Regions from separate parts of the Mus musculus genome. Here region 2 is linked to region 1. A link is a loop called in an ENCODE intact Hi-C map of the cell type or tissue named here. Cell type or tissue: heart. All regions are shown on one strand.

Region 1 (8,000 bases):
AGCCAGTGACATTTAGTCATAGATGGGAGAGTGACTCAGGAGCTCCCCTCATTCAGAGACAAAGTCATTACCTCCAGTGATGTGGCCACCTATGAGGTACTCATGGTCTAATGCATAGCCTTACATTCATGTCCATGTGAATATCTTGTTAAACCTAGTGGAACATAAAGCAAAAACACAACAAAAAGCCATAAAAGTCATTCATGAAAGGAAGAGGAAAAGTTGGTGAGAGTAGAAGGAGGAAAAAGAGGGTGGAGGGATGAGAATGGCTAGAATGTATCGCACACATGAACAAAATTGTCAAGGAATAAATTAACAAGCACAAGCAACAATAACAAAATTTGAGCTCAAGCTTTTCCAGATCTTTATTTTCTGGAGGGAAACAGGGACTGACTCGGAATAAACTTTCACTCTGTGAGGTCAAGAGCCTGTGCCAAATATTTAGGGATAAACATTGTACGGCAAGCAATAGAGTATAAAACAAACATAACCCAGCCAGTCTCTGCTGCTCTAATTCAAGGAAGAGGAAGAATAAAGGGAAATTAGAGCAGATGAAGCAAAATAAACAGGAGCTTACAAACAAGTCTAAACAGAACTGTGATAACAATAAATGCGAATGACTTAATTTTACCTCTAAAAGGCAGGAGGCCACTTCAAATTGGATTTTAAAAATTTAGTTATATATTGCTTATGAGAAATATGTAAACATGATTATGAAGCAAAGTGGAAAACATTGAAGTGGAAAAACACACCCAAATAGGATTCCAACCACATGTGTTATTGTAATATTAATAAAGGGAGAAATTAATTTTAAACCCAAAAGGAGTTAATTTCATTTGATTTTATAGACACTTGTAAGAGATGTGAACTGGTAATTTATATTTGAATTTTCCATATTTTTAAAGATATGCTACCTGATTAAGCTTGTTGGCAATGTTTTGGTTTATATCATCAGGAGTAGTATTTTATAATCTTCATGTGCTGGTTTTGGCTGATTTTAGTGCCACAGTAAATCTTTTTTTTTTTTTTGAAAATATTTATTAGATATTGACTTTATTTACATTTCAAATGTTATCCCCTTTCCTGTTTTCCCCTCTGAAAACCCCCTATCACACCCCACTTCCCCTGCTTCTATGAGGGTGTTCTACCTACCCACCCACTTCTGCTTCCCTGTCCTGGCATTCCCCTACACTGGGGCATCAAGCCTTCACAGAACCAAGGGCCTCTACTCCCATTGATGTCTGACAAGGCCCTCCTCTGCTACATATGCGGCTGGAGCCATAGGTCCCTCCATGTGTACTCTTTAGTGGGTGATTTAGTCCCTGGGAGCTCTGGCAGGGCATCTGGCTGGTTGATATTGTTGGTGTCACAGTAATCTTGACCTCATAATATAAATTGAGAAATATCCCTAGCTTGGGTCTCTACAAGAGAAGATAAGTAATTACTGCTGTTTCTTTTTATTAAATATTTAGCAAAATTTATCAGTGAAACAGCTACTGGGTAAATTTTATTAAAGATTTCATTTAGGACAGTTTTACAAGTACAAAATCAATTTTCTAGTAGATGAAAATCTAGGATGTTGCTACTGAGTTTTTATCATTTTCATTTGTCAGGGAAGTGGTATTCATCTGCACTTGGTCTTTTTGTCGCATCTTTGGGAACATGCCCTCATCTTGGGCCTTTTTTTTGTTAACTTACATTTTCATTTAATTCAAGGATTTTCCAGGTTTCCCATGTAACTTCTTGCTTGACATGTGGATAATTTAATCTTTTCATCTTTAAATATTTATAGGTATTTCCTGCTAATATTTAGAGAACATAATTTACATGACCCAAATTACTTCAGCTTTATTGAAATTAGTTTTGGGGCCTGTCTTGATGAGAATTCCATGTGTGCTTAGGAGAAATGCATACTCTGGTGTTATTGGATGAAATGTCCTCTAAATTACAGTCAAGTTAAGTTGGCTAACTTCTGCCCATGGCTTCTGTGTCCATCTTCTGGTTTTCTAGTCTGTAATGTGAATTACAAATACATGCAGAGCAATCTTCATGTAAAGTCTCATAAATGCTGAGTTCAAAGTTCATCTGTATTTTAATGAACTAAGACAAGAAATAGCTCATTGTATTTATTCAGCTACTTACCATTTTTCTTGCTTTTCCCATAGTTCTACAGTTCTAAATTTTCCACTGGTATAATTCCCATTAAATCCTTTGTTTGGGTAAACTTTTTGTGGTTTTCTCAACTTCTTGCATTTTAAAATTGAAAATGTGTTTTTCAGAGACTCGGGAGGCCAGTTTTCATCCACCAGCCTTCCACTTGTGCTCTCTGTCATTGTCTCTTTACTCCGTCTTATGGTCTCCAGTGGTACTGGATGAAGATTTTACCATTATGTTAACCTCAGGATCTAGTAGCTCTTGTCAATATTTTCTCACTTTTCCTCTATTGTTTATTGGAGATTTTTCATCCATATACTCTGAAACCCAGGGATGATATCGTTATCTCTATTATTTTACTGAGCCTATGCACAGAATTATGCAAGTTATGGTTACTGTATCTCTCAATTTTTAGATTTGCCTTTGTTTTCTTTTTAAATAGTATTTTCTATTTATCTGCTAAGGACTTTGTTTCTGTTTATTTCAGTGATATTCCTGTTTGTTCCATGGATAATAGATGCCTTAAAATTTTATTACAACATCTGGGTCATCTTCAGTTTGACAGCTATCAATTCTTCTTCCTTTGGAATGTTGGCTCACTTTTCCTAGTTATTATTATGTCTTTACAACTTTAAACAATATGTTTTATAGTTTTATACATTGATGAAAATCCTCTGAAGGCTGAAGGTTTTGTTTGGTCGTCAGCCAACCAAACTAGGATTATAGCTTGAATTCCCTTTGTCTTTGGTGTATGGTAGTCCTAAGTCTGATTATTATGAGAGGCAATTGGGATTTACATGGGGCCATTCTCAAAACCTTTGCCACACCTTTTTTTTTTTTTTTTTTTTTTTTTTTGTATCTAGGCAGAATTTGGGGTGAGCCTGGAAATTGCTTCATGCTCCTCTTTTGAGTTTTCTCTTCTCTTCTCTTCTCTTCTCTTCTCTTCTCTTCTCTTCTCTTCTCTTCTCTTCTCTTCTCTTCTCTTCTCTTCTCTTCTCTTCTCCTCTCCTCTCCTCTCCTCTCCTCTCCTCTCCTCTCCTCTCCTCTCCTCTCCTCTCCTCTCCTCTCCTCTCCTCTCCTCTCCTCTTCTCTTCTCTTCTCTTCTCTTCTCTTTTCTTTTCTCTTCGTAACTTTTGCTTTCTGGATAACCTTCCCACTCAAAAATATGTCAGGCCAGAAAAAAAAAAAGCCTTCTCTACAGTGTTGGCTCCCTCACAATTGTAAGGAACCCTGGAGGTTCTGTGACAAAAGAAAACACAGAAATTAAAAATGGGAATTCCTGAAGCACAGCTTCTACATAGTGGCCATGTTCATTTTTTCTATACACACCCCTTGCCTCAGGGTTTGAGGACTCTAGAACTCACTGCTGCTACCATTGGCACTATCATTAAACACAAAAATTAAACCTACTGGCCTTTGTACACCATCCCCACTTTCTGGCTTGCAGAGGTTCTTCAAGTCCTGTGGCTGGAAACAGGTTTTTTGTTTTGTTTTGTTTTGTTTTTTCCTGAAAGTAGGTTTGCTGTCTGTACATAAAGGTCACTCCTCTGACTTGGCCTATATTTAAACAGAACTCTGAAGAACCCAAAAGGAGAAGTCTTAGGAATCGAGGGCATTGAATAGAGACTTTCAAGTGTTTAGAATATTTCATAATAATAAGGTGTATGTGTGTAAAAACTGATTGACAACCAGAGGTAAAGCTACGCATCTTGACCAAGGGCTGCTCAGCTCTCCTTGCTGGAGCACGAAACAGCAGTTTTCCATTTTTGCTCTCTTGGTAGATGAACTTGAGCAGAGATGGAAAGAAGGGGAGAGGTGGGAAAAGAGTGAATCCTGCCATGGAAACACAGCCACAGGCTTCCTCATTCTAACCTGTGTAACTATGAGCCTTTTAGAGACACCAGACACATTTTGCCATTGTTTTGTGTATTTTACTTTTCTCCTTTAAGAAATGTAGAGGAAACTTTTGGGAAACTTAGGTATGTGAAAAAAAAATTCCACCATTCTTTGCCTTGAAAATCTTGTGTTAACATGTAGCCATAGAGAGTAGCCTTGTTTTCCCTCTCTAGAACTAGTTTGTGTGGGTATAATTTAAAACTTCTACCTCGGGGAATATATTGTTAGTGGATTTGAGTTACTAAAAATTTGATTGAAAGAATTTCAATTATTAAATGCCAAATCATATCGATAGTCAGTATAAAATATATTCTTTTCTTTTTTCTCTCTTCTCCTTTACCAGCAAGGACAATGAAGATGTGCCATCCTGAGAGAGACAGAGCCAGGACAAACATGCCTTGCCCTACTATATATAACACTGTTTCATAAAGTGGGAAGGGAAAAGAAAACCCAAAGGGTAAAAGAGAAAGCAATTGTTTTGGGATGATGGCTCTTAAGAATAAACATAAAATGAGAGATAATAATCTAGTTTCTGCAGGAAGTGGAGATAACACAGGGTGGTCCCCACATCTAGATAATCTTGTCTGGGTTGAAGTAGGAGTGGCAGGAACACTCAGCTTTGAACCCACTGGAGGAAGAAAGCGGATGCTAACCACTCCACCCTTTCCTCCTCCTGTGCTTGGATCTTTTTTGTGTGTGTGTGTGTTCTTCTTTGTGATGAGGGCACTTGGGAGATACTTATGTGCTTTTTAATGTCTGGAAAGACCAACTGACATGTTTGCAGAGGGGACTGCAAGTGCAGTTTAATAATAGTTGAAAATTTTAAGAGGCAGAACCCATGATTTACTAGCGTTTCCTACACACCCGGTTCTGCCAGGACGCAGATGAGGTCAGTTTTCTGATCCGGGATGGAGCTACATGTCTGCACTAGATGATCTCCACGGAGCCTTCCAGAGGCCAGTGTCAAAGGTCAACACAGAAAGCTCAGTCTGCGAATCTCAGTCTTGGCCCAGCTGGAAAAAAAAACTGGATCATGGTTTGCTTTACTCTTTTCATAAGAATATAAGTTCATAAGAAGAACAGTTGCTATACAAATAACAACTCTATAAAATTAAAGTAACGGAGCATTGATCCTGATAGACTGTTCGGAGAGCTAGGTGTCTAATAGGACTGTTTGTCTATATTCTTAGCTTTTATATTTTAAAGCAAGGTTAATCTCAAAGGGTTCTTGCAAAAAGAGCTAAAAAAAATTGAGTTTCAAACTCCTCACCAGTTTCAGCCTGTATATAAAAAATTTAAAACATCATATGTTTGTGAGCCTAAATTTCTCAGTATTTATATTTATAATAATAAGCACCTATTTGAATGATATAAAAAGTAAGCAAATGAAGCATTGTTTGTAAAAATCACTAATGTAGCCAAAGTGAATCTTTTCCCTCCCAAATGTTTCATTCCTTCATTTGTGTATAATCCATGTCTTATGGACATGTAATTTTTTCTATTGAAAAGCTAAAAATTGACCTTAAGTCAATTTTTTCAAATGTCAGTACATATATACAGTATTTAAACAGAACTATGTTAGAGATATGTTAGTTAACTTTTCCATTGCTATGATAAATACCTGAGCTGACAAAATCAACTTAAAATGAGGAAAGAAATAGCTTGATTAACAGTTTCAGTAGTTTTCATGCAGGAACACTACATTAAACCACATCTTCTGGGACTATGATAACCAAGAACACTATGGCAGGGAGCAAAAGATGGAGGCATAGCTGCTCATTTTATGATGGTCATGAAGCAGAGAGAAAAAGACAGACACAGATATAGTCACCCAGATACTCAGACACACATACACACACACACACACACACACACACACACACACACACACACACACACCATGGGGTGGGGTCAGAAAGAGGTAAAAAGACAGTGCAGACTTTTGTGGTAGGCCCTCTCTCAAAAAATTAAGCTTCAACTTGTAAATCAATCTATTGATGAGATCAGAGTCTCCAAGGCCTCATCTCTTGATACTTTTGCTTTGGAGACCAGTCTTTTTCAGCCTATGAACTTTTGAGGGACATTTCATACCCAGACCTTACAAGGTCTTTCCACATATGAAGGCACCCGTTATGTTTGTTTTTAATTGAGATCATTAAGGAGAATATGATTGAGAAGGCCAAGAGAAGTGGAGTTCTAGGATACTAAATTGATTTCTCATGTGAGTCACAGTTGAAATTGTCTGAGCCCACCATCCCTGAAAGTTCTTACTGTCTCCTCTTTGCCCTTGCTCTCCAGCTTACCAGTTGTCTCTCCAAAGGACATAGAGATACAGTCAGAGAGACAGAGAGAGGGACAGTGAGGGAGAAAGACAGAGATGGAGGGAGGGGCAGAGAGGGAAAGAGACAGAGAGACTGGGAGAGGGAGGGATGGAGGGAGGGAGGGAAGGAGAGAGGGAAAGAAAGCATAAGAGCAAGTGAGAGAGCAAGAGAGAGGAAGAGAGAGAGAGAGAGAGAGAGAGAGAGAGAGAGAGAGAGAGAGAGAGAGAGAGAGAGAGAGAGAAGGGAAACTTTCTATTGTGTGCTACCACCTTCATAGGGAACCTATAACTCTTCATACTGGCCTTGGGAGTCTCTTGATCACTAACATTTCAGTTTCCCTGTGATCACATTTTCCCACATTCCAAGCTGCTACTTGAAATGTTTCTAGAAAGAGTATTTGACAGGATAACCCTACCTCCAGGCAAATCAGACAAACGCTATTTCTAGGGCGACAAGTTAGGGCATAATTACCACAATATGCCTGGAAGCATTTCAGATTTACAGCTGCAAAGGACTCATTACCTCAGACTTTTCTCAAACCTACCTCAGACCTCAGGTCCTCTCCAGACTCAGACCTGATTCTAGTGTGTGCCCAGGCTTCAGTTACCTTTGCAAGTCTTCAGCAATTTGCTTGCCTTAAAGTATTTCACTTGACATACATGTCCTATATGTCTGCTGTGATCCAACGCAAAAGAGTAAAACCATCATTCTTTAAGACTCCAGTCCAGACCACTTTTTTTCTGTTTAGATCACATGGGCTCCTTTGTGCTTCCTCCACGGGTCCATCTTTGCACACTAGCCTATGAGTCCCTGTGACATCGACTCTTATGCTCTTATTTCTAAGTCCCTTTCCCGTATTTCACAGTATTCTTGTCATGTTTTAGTATTTTCATTGTTGTTTTCTTAACTTGGGAGTTGAAAGCAAGATTCATCTGAATAAGAATCCTCAGGAAGGGAGAGGTTGCGTTTTCATATTGCCTATGACTTTTCCTTATCACTAGACCGGGTCAGGCTTGCCTGAGGCTGAGAATTTGTGCATAATTAAGACATTTTCTTTGGTACCTACCTATTTGGCAAGCTGATTCTTGCAAATCAGCTACTGTGTCATTAATTTCAATAAGGTGACTGTGGAGCAGTAGCTAAGGAGGAAACAAAGGTCCTCAACCCCAAGAATTAAATCCTTCCTGGGCTAGGTGGTGCGCCGTCTCCACTCTCTTTACATTCAGCCATTGCACATTAAAACAAGGTCTGAAGTCATCAGTATGCCTGTTGCTCTCATTAGAATATTTGCATCTCCTCTGAAATTCATGCTGAAACTTCATCCCTAGTAGAATAGTTCTAAAAGGTCTTTCAGAGGTCATTAACACGTGAGCCATCTGCTCTTACACATGTAGTGCTACTTTTCTCAAAATAGGGAACTGGCTAGGTTTCTTTTTTTGCCCTCCAGTCCCTTTGCTCTGTAAAGGCATGACTTTAGAAGGTTCATCTTGGAATAACAGACAATGGCATCACCAAACACTGAAACTGTTAGTACCTTGGTCTTGATGTCCTTCAGAACTGTATGAAATCCATCTTTGGAATATCTTGTTTCAGGTATTTTTCTATGGCATCTCAAACTGAGCAAGATAC
Region 2 (8,000 bases), 110 kb after region 1:
TACCTTATTCCAATCAGAATGGCTAAGATCAAAACCTCAGGTGACAACACAAGTTGGCGAGGATGTAGAGAGAGAGGAACACTCCTCCATTGTTGGTGGGATTACAAACTGGTACAACCACTGTGGAAATCAATCTGGAGATTTCTCAAAAAATTGGAAATAGATCTACCAGAAAATCCAGCAATACTACTCTTGGGAACATACCCAAAAGATGCCCTACCATGCCACAGGGGCACATGTTCTTGAAAAGTTTTCAACTAACAGCCTTCAGGCTGCTTACTCTTGCCCTGATTTCTCTTATGTATGAGGCAATTTACTGCCAATTGCGATTTGCAATGAAAACTAAGTTCTCCTATATATTTACATTCTGGAAAGTGAGTAGTCAAGATATGAATAAGCAAGTAAGAACATGAACAGATATCAGTAACGAAAACATCAATCAAGGAAAAAAAAATGACAATGAAGATAGCAGTGTGATCCATGGTTGGTATTTTATAAGACCCAGATGAAAGCAATCCAGTTAGACAGAGCCCAAGGGAGGGACATCCCCAGCAAATGGACAAGGGAATGTCACAGCATAAGCTCATGAACATAGAGAAGTCCAGTTTTTATTCTAGAGCAATATCAACAATATATATCAACATTAAGTCCTTCAGATCAAATTATTAATAAGTTTGGATTTTATTATATGGGTGATATGCTGTGGTTTGGATTCTGTTATTTGTCGCCACTAAAAATCACGTTGAAAATTAATTGCCATTACAGGAATGTCAGAAGATGAAAACTTGAGGAGGTGATCAACTTCCTAATTTTGCTAGTCTTGATACTCTAATGCAATGATTTCCAATCCCCGGTTCTCAATTATCATTTTACCCTAATTTCGACACACATAGCATCTACATTTTTATTGAATGTCTTTGCTATACAGGTAGGATTTTGACATATTATTCAACTAGTGAGAAATATTTATAGAAGTCTTGATTTCAATTATATCTAGATCATCATGTATGTTCTTATATCCACATTCTCTGGATTTGGGGGAACAAAATGAACTGAAATGCATCTATCTGTTTACAGTTAGCTCTTGCAATGGCAATATATGGTAGATACTTTTGTTTACACTACAAGTGGAGAATATTTTAATGCTACAAATCACAGAGGGATTAACTACTTTTTCTCAGCTAAGTGTTCCAGAAAATATTTAATTCAAGGTTATCAGTCTTCCAGGGCAAATTCAAAGAATAATGTTCCAAATGTCTCTAAAAGTGAGATTAAAGAAGGCTCATAGCCAGGCACAAGACATACTATGCCTCTCAGTGATACAAGTTCATACTGACACTGTTTTTCATCCAGAGATAGATGGATAAAGGCAGCCCTTGGGAAATTCTCATGTTTGGGAATAATAATCCTCCTGTGGCTTCCAATTTACAAGGTCCCAGGATGGCCACATGTAAACAATGTCAGGAGAAAAAGTCTCTTCTCTGGTTGAATGACTGATTAGCAAGGTTGTTGCCCTGAACCATGTGGTCAGAACAGAAAAGACCCTGGAGGAACTGAACATGCAACTTTATTGAGTGAGTCAAGATCCATCTTCCCTTAGATTCCTGATTTCTATAGATGTGGAAGATAAGTTGTGCCATGTCTATAGAAACTATATGTTGAACAGAAAAATCTTGGACATAAGATGAATTCATAAGATGTTTAAATCTGTGTATCAGTTATGAGCTTTGATCTCATTTTGTCAGTGACCTACAATATTTAAAGAAGCTCTTGAATTTGTTAGTGAGATCTGTGGTGACAAACATGGGTTTGGACCACAGTGATGACCAACTTGAAAAATGTAAAAGATGATCACTAGATTTATGTTTTTAAATGAAGTAAGCTAATTCTAAATAACTAGAACATGTGTTATTTTATAGCACAATTTATAAAACTGAACTATCAGGACTTTATGAAAATCTTTCTGATCAGTAGAAAAAATGACTTAGGAGACATGGCTGTCAAGTGTTATGGCCAAATGAGATAATTTCATGTTACACCTGAATGAATTGTATGTGTCTTGATTTAGGAATATTTTTAATCTGGTCATATATGTGAGAGCAAAAAAATCATGAGTAAGTAAATACATTTTAAACTCCTTGTTTAGTTACATTCTTTAAATAAGGTCATTTATCTAACTAGCTACTAGTAAATGTTTACCTCACAACAGTGCTTATTTCAGAGTTTGATGAGTATCAACCAAAATCAGAGTGTAACCACTATGCATATTTCTCATTTTCTCACATTCTTCCTTTATATTTCTTAGATTAGGGAAATGTTTAGTTAGTGGCTGGTACATAGAAATGTAGTGGTAATAATAGCACCACTAGTTGTAATAGTATGAGCACAGTGATAGCTATTATAATGCCATATGTGCAACAAAGAAATTCTGGGTTCACCTTTCCTCCTGTCTCCTGTGTGACATATATACATTTTATATACATGCTTCTGCTATGTAGTGTCTGTTGTCATGCCTCAATGGCGAATCTCTTTCTTCACTATCCCACTATTACTGTTGGGCTGGTACACTTTTCTAATTTTTTTCTTTGTGAAGTGAACCCACTGGTTTTTAATGTATGCATGTATGTGTGTGTGTGTGTGTGTGATGGGGTGCATTTTCCATAGTTCATGTATGGAGGGCAGAGGACAACTTCATACGGTTAATTCTTTCTTTACATCTTTGCATGGTTTCCAGATTCAACATTAGGTCATGAGGCTTACACTAAAACTGTTTGACACACTGAATGAACTCTCTCACCCTAAACCTTTCCTTTGTCCAAGTCTAACTACTGACCAAACAAGAAGATCCCTGCCTTAATCTTTGCTCTTTAAAGAAATATTGCCCTGTCTCTCTTTATGGCAAGTGCGTATGAGTGGAGAATCTTGGAGTCATTGAAATGTGCTCAACAGACCCCGTGTCTCCATCTTTCAGGGTACTTTCCAAGTACTCAGAAGTCTCAGGGGGCTGAGGTGGGAATTTAGATACTGTGTTATGTTCAAATGTTCTTTGTCTTATGAAGGTTATGGGCATGGGAAGCGGTGGTAATGCACAGAATATTTTTTTTCTGGCATCCTCTGCTGGGAAGGTAAGAGTGGGGAAAGGAGAGGGAAGGCAAATTTCCCCAGGCCTACATTTATCCTTTCTCTGCCTCATACGTATCAGAAATGGATCTTTCTGGAAAAAGCAGTAATTCCCTAATTAGTCTGTCTCTTTATTCCTTTGCCAAACAAGTCTGTCTCTGTTTAACACTTTCTAGTAGTTTTCCATTAGCTACAGAACATGTAGTCTTCTTGGCAAGACACATAAGGACTTTGCAATAGTTGTCAACTTCATCTTTAGCCTCTACTTAAATCTCAGTTTCAAGAAGTTTCTTTTCCATTTCTTTTGAGCTTCTTACAATTTACTTTATACGTTTTGCTCCTTCAATTATTTGTGTGAAAGTAAGTTATTTCCTCTTTCTAGAGGTTCTTTCTGGTCTTTCCACCTTTCAAAATATACTCACTTACTTGTCTAGATGTAAATAAGAAATAACCCCTTTGGGTAGGTTTTCTGAACTTCATGTTTCCTCTTCTGTGCAGATTCCCAAATCCATTCTAATTACCATTATAATATTTCTAATAATAGAGTTGTCTACTTATTTGTTCTAGTATCTATTTTCTTTGTCAAAAATGTCCTCTTTCTCAGTAAACATAGACTATACCAGGCTTGGCAGTGTACGCCTTTAAATCCAGCACTTAGGATGCAGAGGCAGGCAGATCTCTGTTAGTTGGAGGCCAGCCTGGTCATAGAGAATTCCAAGACTGCCAGGGCTACAAAGAGAAACTCCATTTCAAAACAAACAAAACAAAACAAAAACATAGATTACTTTTAACACCACAAGTCTGGATGTAACAAAAATTAAAAATTGTTATAATGTATTTTCCTCAATATTCATTACCTCACTGTTTATAATTGACAATGGGAAGTTATGTGTATGTGGAGTGTGTGTGTGTGTGTGTGTGTGTGTGTGTGTGTGTGTGTGTATTCATGTGGAGGACAGAGGTGATGTCAGGCATTCTCCTCACTCACTGTCCACCTTATGCATCTTATGCATTGAAGGTGTGGTCCTTCACTTGAACCCAGAATTTGCTCAGTTCAGCAAAGCAGCTTACTCTAGGGATCCCTTATGTCTTCCTCTCAGCAAGTCATCTCTACATGGATGCTTGTGGATCTAAGCTCTGATTCTTGTATGACAAGTGTTTAGCCACTGAGTCGTCTCCCCAACTCCGTGAATAAGTGTTTAGTAAAAGACAAAGCATTATCTTGATGCTTTTCATGTTGCTTTGGAAAATTGCATACTATCTTCTAGATATCTGTACCAAAGTTAATATCTATACCTAATTATACTGAGGTTTTACCAGCAGAATCTAGGATTCTGTAGACCCTAAATAAAGAACATTTTATTATAAGATGAAAACAGCTACATTTGCCAACAACAGTATATTATTTGTATGTGCATTCTGTAATTATATTCAATTGTATTAGATTTCCTGAAAGTTCTAAATAATATAGATAGCTTAAATAGATTATAATCTCAAAAAATAAAAAAAAAAACCCTCAAAAGAAAAGAAAACATGCATGAAAGCAATTATAAAACACTCAAGACATTAATCTGCTTTATAGAGTTTAAGCATTCCTGAAATTTTAGCAACACCTGTGAACTGAATCAGGGTAAGTACCGAACACTTCAAACATGTGATTTTACTGTTTGATTTATTCAGCATTAATTAGGAAGTGATTATCCCCATGCAGCAGTTTATAAAATCTTACTGGGGAAATTAACTTGTTCAGTCACATGAGACTCATAGAACTCGGATTTAACAGTGTTTTTATATGGATACCCTTGTCCACTGCATGACAGACCTAGGAATGCCACCAAGTGGCTAACGAGTTCTGAGTAACTGCAAGACACAGGATTTTGAAAGACAGATCATCTTCTTTGAGAGATTTCAACAGTGTGTCTTAAAATAGCAATACAGCCAAAGTGCCAGAAAAGCACCAGGGACTTCCTGAGGATTAAGGACCGGCTGAAATGAAAGGTCAGGGCTTTGAACTGCTTCTTCTAATCAAAGGCAAATCCCCAGGAAATGCCTTGTGTTTTCATCATTTAATGAAAGTTCCTTACTTGCCTCCTTAAGCTCTTATTAATCATTAATCTAGTGGCCTCAGGAGTAAGTGGTATTTTCTGTTGTCTGTGTTCATGTACTTGCCCAGCTGACAAACACAGATTCATCTCAGGGGTGGGGGGCAGTGGGGGGGGGGTGAGGTGTGATCCTGAATAAGTGTATGAGAAAACGAGTGTGTTCATTTATTCCTACGTTGTAGAGTACATCAGTATGCTAGGTTATTTAGAATAGGACGATTTTCAATTTTGTCTCTCTGTGCTATCACTGACATCCAGTGATAGGGTCACTTTGTAACGAGAGTGCTTCTTGTAACCGATCTTCCCCTGTAACTATAAAACAGAGCTGATGAAGGGTAACGGCGATGATTTATATTTGGGGGGGAGGAAAGAAAGCCCTCACAAGTACTGAGCCATTTGCTCTTATCTGACCACTGAAGCTGCCGTGTATGAAGCCCAGGGATGATGGGACGATTTGCTTTCCAACTCAGGAAATGGTATTTTTCTTCTAGTCTCTCTCTGCAGCTGAATTTCCTTTTAGCCTCTTCAGTGCAAGGCCATCTCCAAGTTGTTTCCTTTGCAACCCGCCTCTTGTAAGAACTGCAAGCACAGCAATGGCACATGGGCGCGTGGCTTCAGAACTGTAATGGTGCCTAGCTGCCCTCTGAACGGGTTGTTTTAAAATATAGCTGTAATCCCTTCCATTGAATCCTGCGAGGGGAGGGGATCAGTCATGAGGAAAAGCTCAGGAAATGTCGGGGGAAGCTGCATCCCGGGAGTGTGCTAGTCCATCACACTCCGGAAGGGACAGTCTAGCTCCTAGTCACGTTGGTCTGTTCTGGCCTTCTCCGTGTGGCAAGCTTCCTCCGATTCATGCCTCGGTAAGTAGTCAGAGCTCAGATAGGAGTGGTTCTCCTAGGCTTCAGCCTCCTCTTCTAGGAAAATGTTTCCATCATTCACCACTTCCTACAATTGTTATACCTCAAGCTGAAAAAGCTATGCCTGACTGGGAAAAGGCGGGATTTTGGATCTCTCCTCTTCCTGTCTATCACCTGAATGAAAGCCAGAGGGAGGGCACCGGGATACAGCACCCCGCGCCACCGTCACTGAAAAATGGAATTTTACAAAAAGTTTTAGAAACTTCCAGTTCATTCCCGAGTGAATGTTTTCCTTTGCACAGATACAGAGCTAACTAGGAAATGTTGTCTTTCTACTGTTGAATTTCATGAGGTTTTTTTTTTTTCCCTCAAAAACGTCTTTTTAAATCTCTATAGCACTTTCATTCGTTATGGCTAAGTTACTTTATTAAAAAAGAGACTCAGAGGATTCTCATTCTTCACGCTTCTAAGGAGTTAGCCTCCTTGCCTAGCTATGCGGCCACCCAGCTTACAGCCCACAGTGTGCAGAAGATAGAATTGCCACGACCTTCATAGCACTTGCTGGACTCACTGTTCTTTCTACAGTATTCGTTGATAAACCAGAGCTTTTGTGTTTTTTAAACTACCTAGTTTAAAAACTCCATCGGGCTAAAAAGTCTCTAAGTCAAAGATATCTGGACCGGATGCCAGTGTAACTGGATAATGTTCATGCTTCCTTAAGCTACAAAATAGAACATAATATAACATACATTTTGTTGATCGTCATGGCAAATGAGGATTATAAAGGCTAAATCCTTTTTAAATTTTTTCATGAGCAATATTCACATGAATTGGTAACCTTTAAAGTTATGAACGTATTTTCAAAGCATTTATGATAGGCAACACTGAAAATTATATCTAAAATAGAGATACATTGCTTCACAAATTTTCAACAGCTTTTATAACTCTTTGACTACATCAGGGAGAAAAATCTCCCCCTTGGTATAATCATTGACCCAAAGTTGAATAAATGGGGTAAAATGTTTAGTAATGTAAAACTATCAGATACAAGTCAGGTTGTCATCTTTTAGCTGAATACCAAAAACAAAACTTACACACACTTTACAAAAGTATTTACACAGTTTGCTTTTTAATCAACCCTTTCTCCTTTCTTAACGTTTCTGAAAAGGGTTATATATAAGAAAGTAAAATGTCATTAGGCATTTTCCATATTTCTTTTCTTTCTTTGTAAAACCGATGCTTTCCTCAGAGCCGCTTTGCTCACGCAGTTCTGGGGGGAAGGGAGCAGGCAGCAGCTGCCTTGAGGCTCTGTTCTTCCATGATCACTCACTGGAGGTCTCTTCAGCCACCACAGACACAGTGCAGAGCAATGTCCTCAGCTGCTGCCCTTGCTCCCCCACAGCTCCGCACAGCTGGCCAGCAGGGCGCAGTGTCTTTCCTGGCTTGTGCTTTATTTTTCAGGATATTTCCTGGCTTCATTGTGACCACTTTTTCATTGTCAGCCAACTCATGAGCCCTCAGGAACAGACATCCTCACAAACAAAATGACATTATGAAAAACAGACCCCAGATATTGGCACATCAGCAAAACAGATGGGATTTTGATGGGGGGAAAAACTACTTTGGAAAGATTGGCATGACTCTACTATATACAAAACGTAGCTCATTCTCTGCCAATCCCAAATCACTACAACTTAAGGTCACTTTAACAAGACGACACTGAAAGTGAACCGATCGATTGCTGTTGAATCCACAGAAGATTCAACTGCACAGTTTAAAGGAGTGGCTTGGCAGGTCTGCTTATCTGGTTGAGAGTCCGTGCCTTTGAAACTTAGTATCTCAGTAAATTTATGTGAATAAAAGCATGCAAAACCTAATTTACGTAAATATTGAATATTTATTTTTTTCTAAAATCTTTAGT

What was found. Peaks named below come from ENCODE experiments on the same cell type or tissue, not always from the same donor. Only the 100,000 strongest peaks of a DNase experiment are listed, where the experiment ranks them.
Region 2: a loop joins it to region 1, with 2.5 times the contacts of the local background. A loop is called at or near these places in 5 of 42 quality-filtered maps.

Annotation. Positions count from the first base shown.
Region 1 is chr2:84,068,394-84,076,393 of GRCm38, forward strand. No RefSeq gene overlaps it. Among named protein-coding and RNA genes, the nearest start is that of Zswim2, 130 kb to the left of the region's middle. In heart, no CTCF peak of the experiment used is centred here; no DNase peak of the experiment used is centred here.
Region 2 is chr2:84,178,862-84,186,861 of GRCm38, forward strand. No RefSeq gene overlaps it. Among named protein-coding and RNA genes, the nearest start is that of Zswim2, 240 kb to the left of the region's middle. In heart, CTCF peaks have their summits at 4,951 (motif pointing left) and 7,490 (motif pointing right); DNase peaks (open chromatin) are centred at 6,030 and 7,480; H3K27ac peaks cover 750 bases.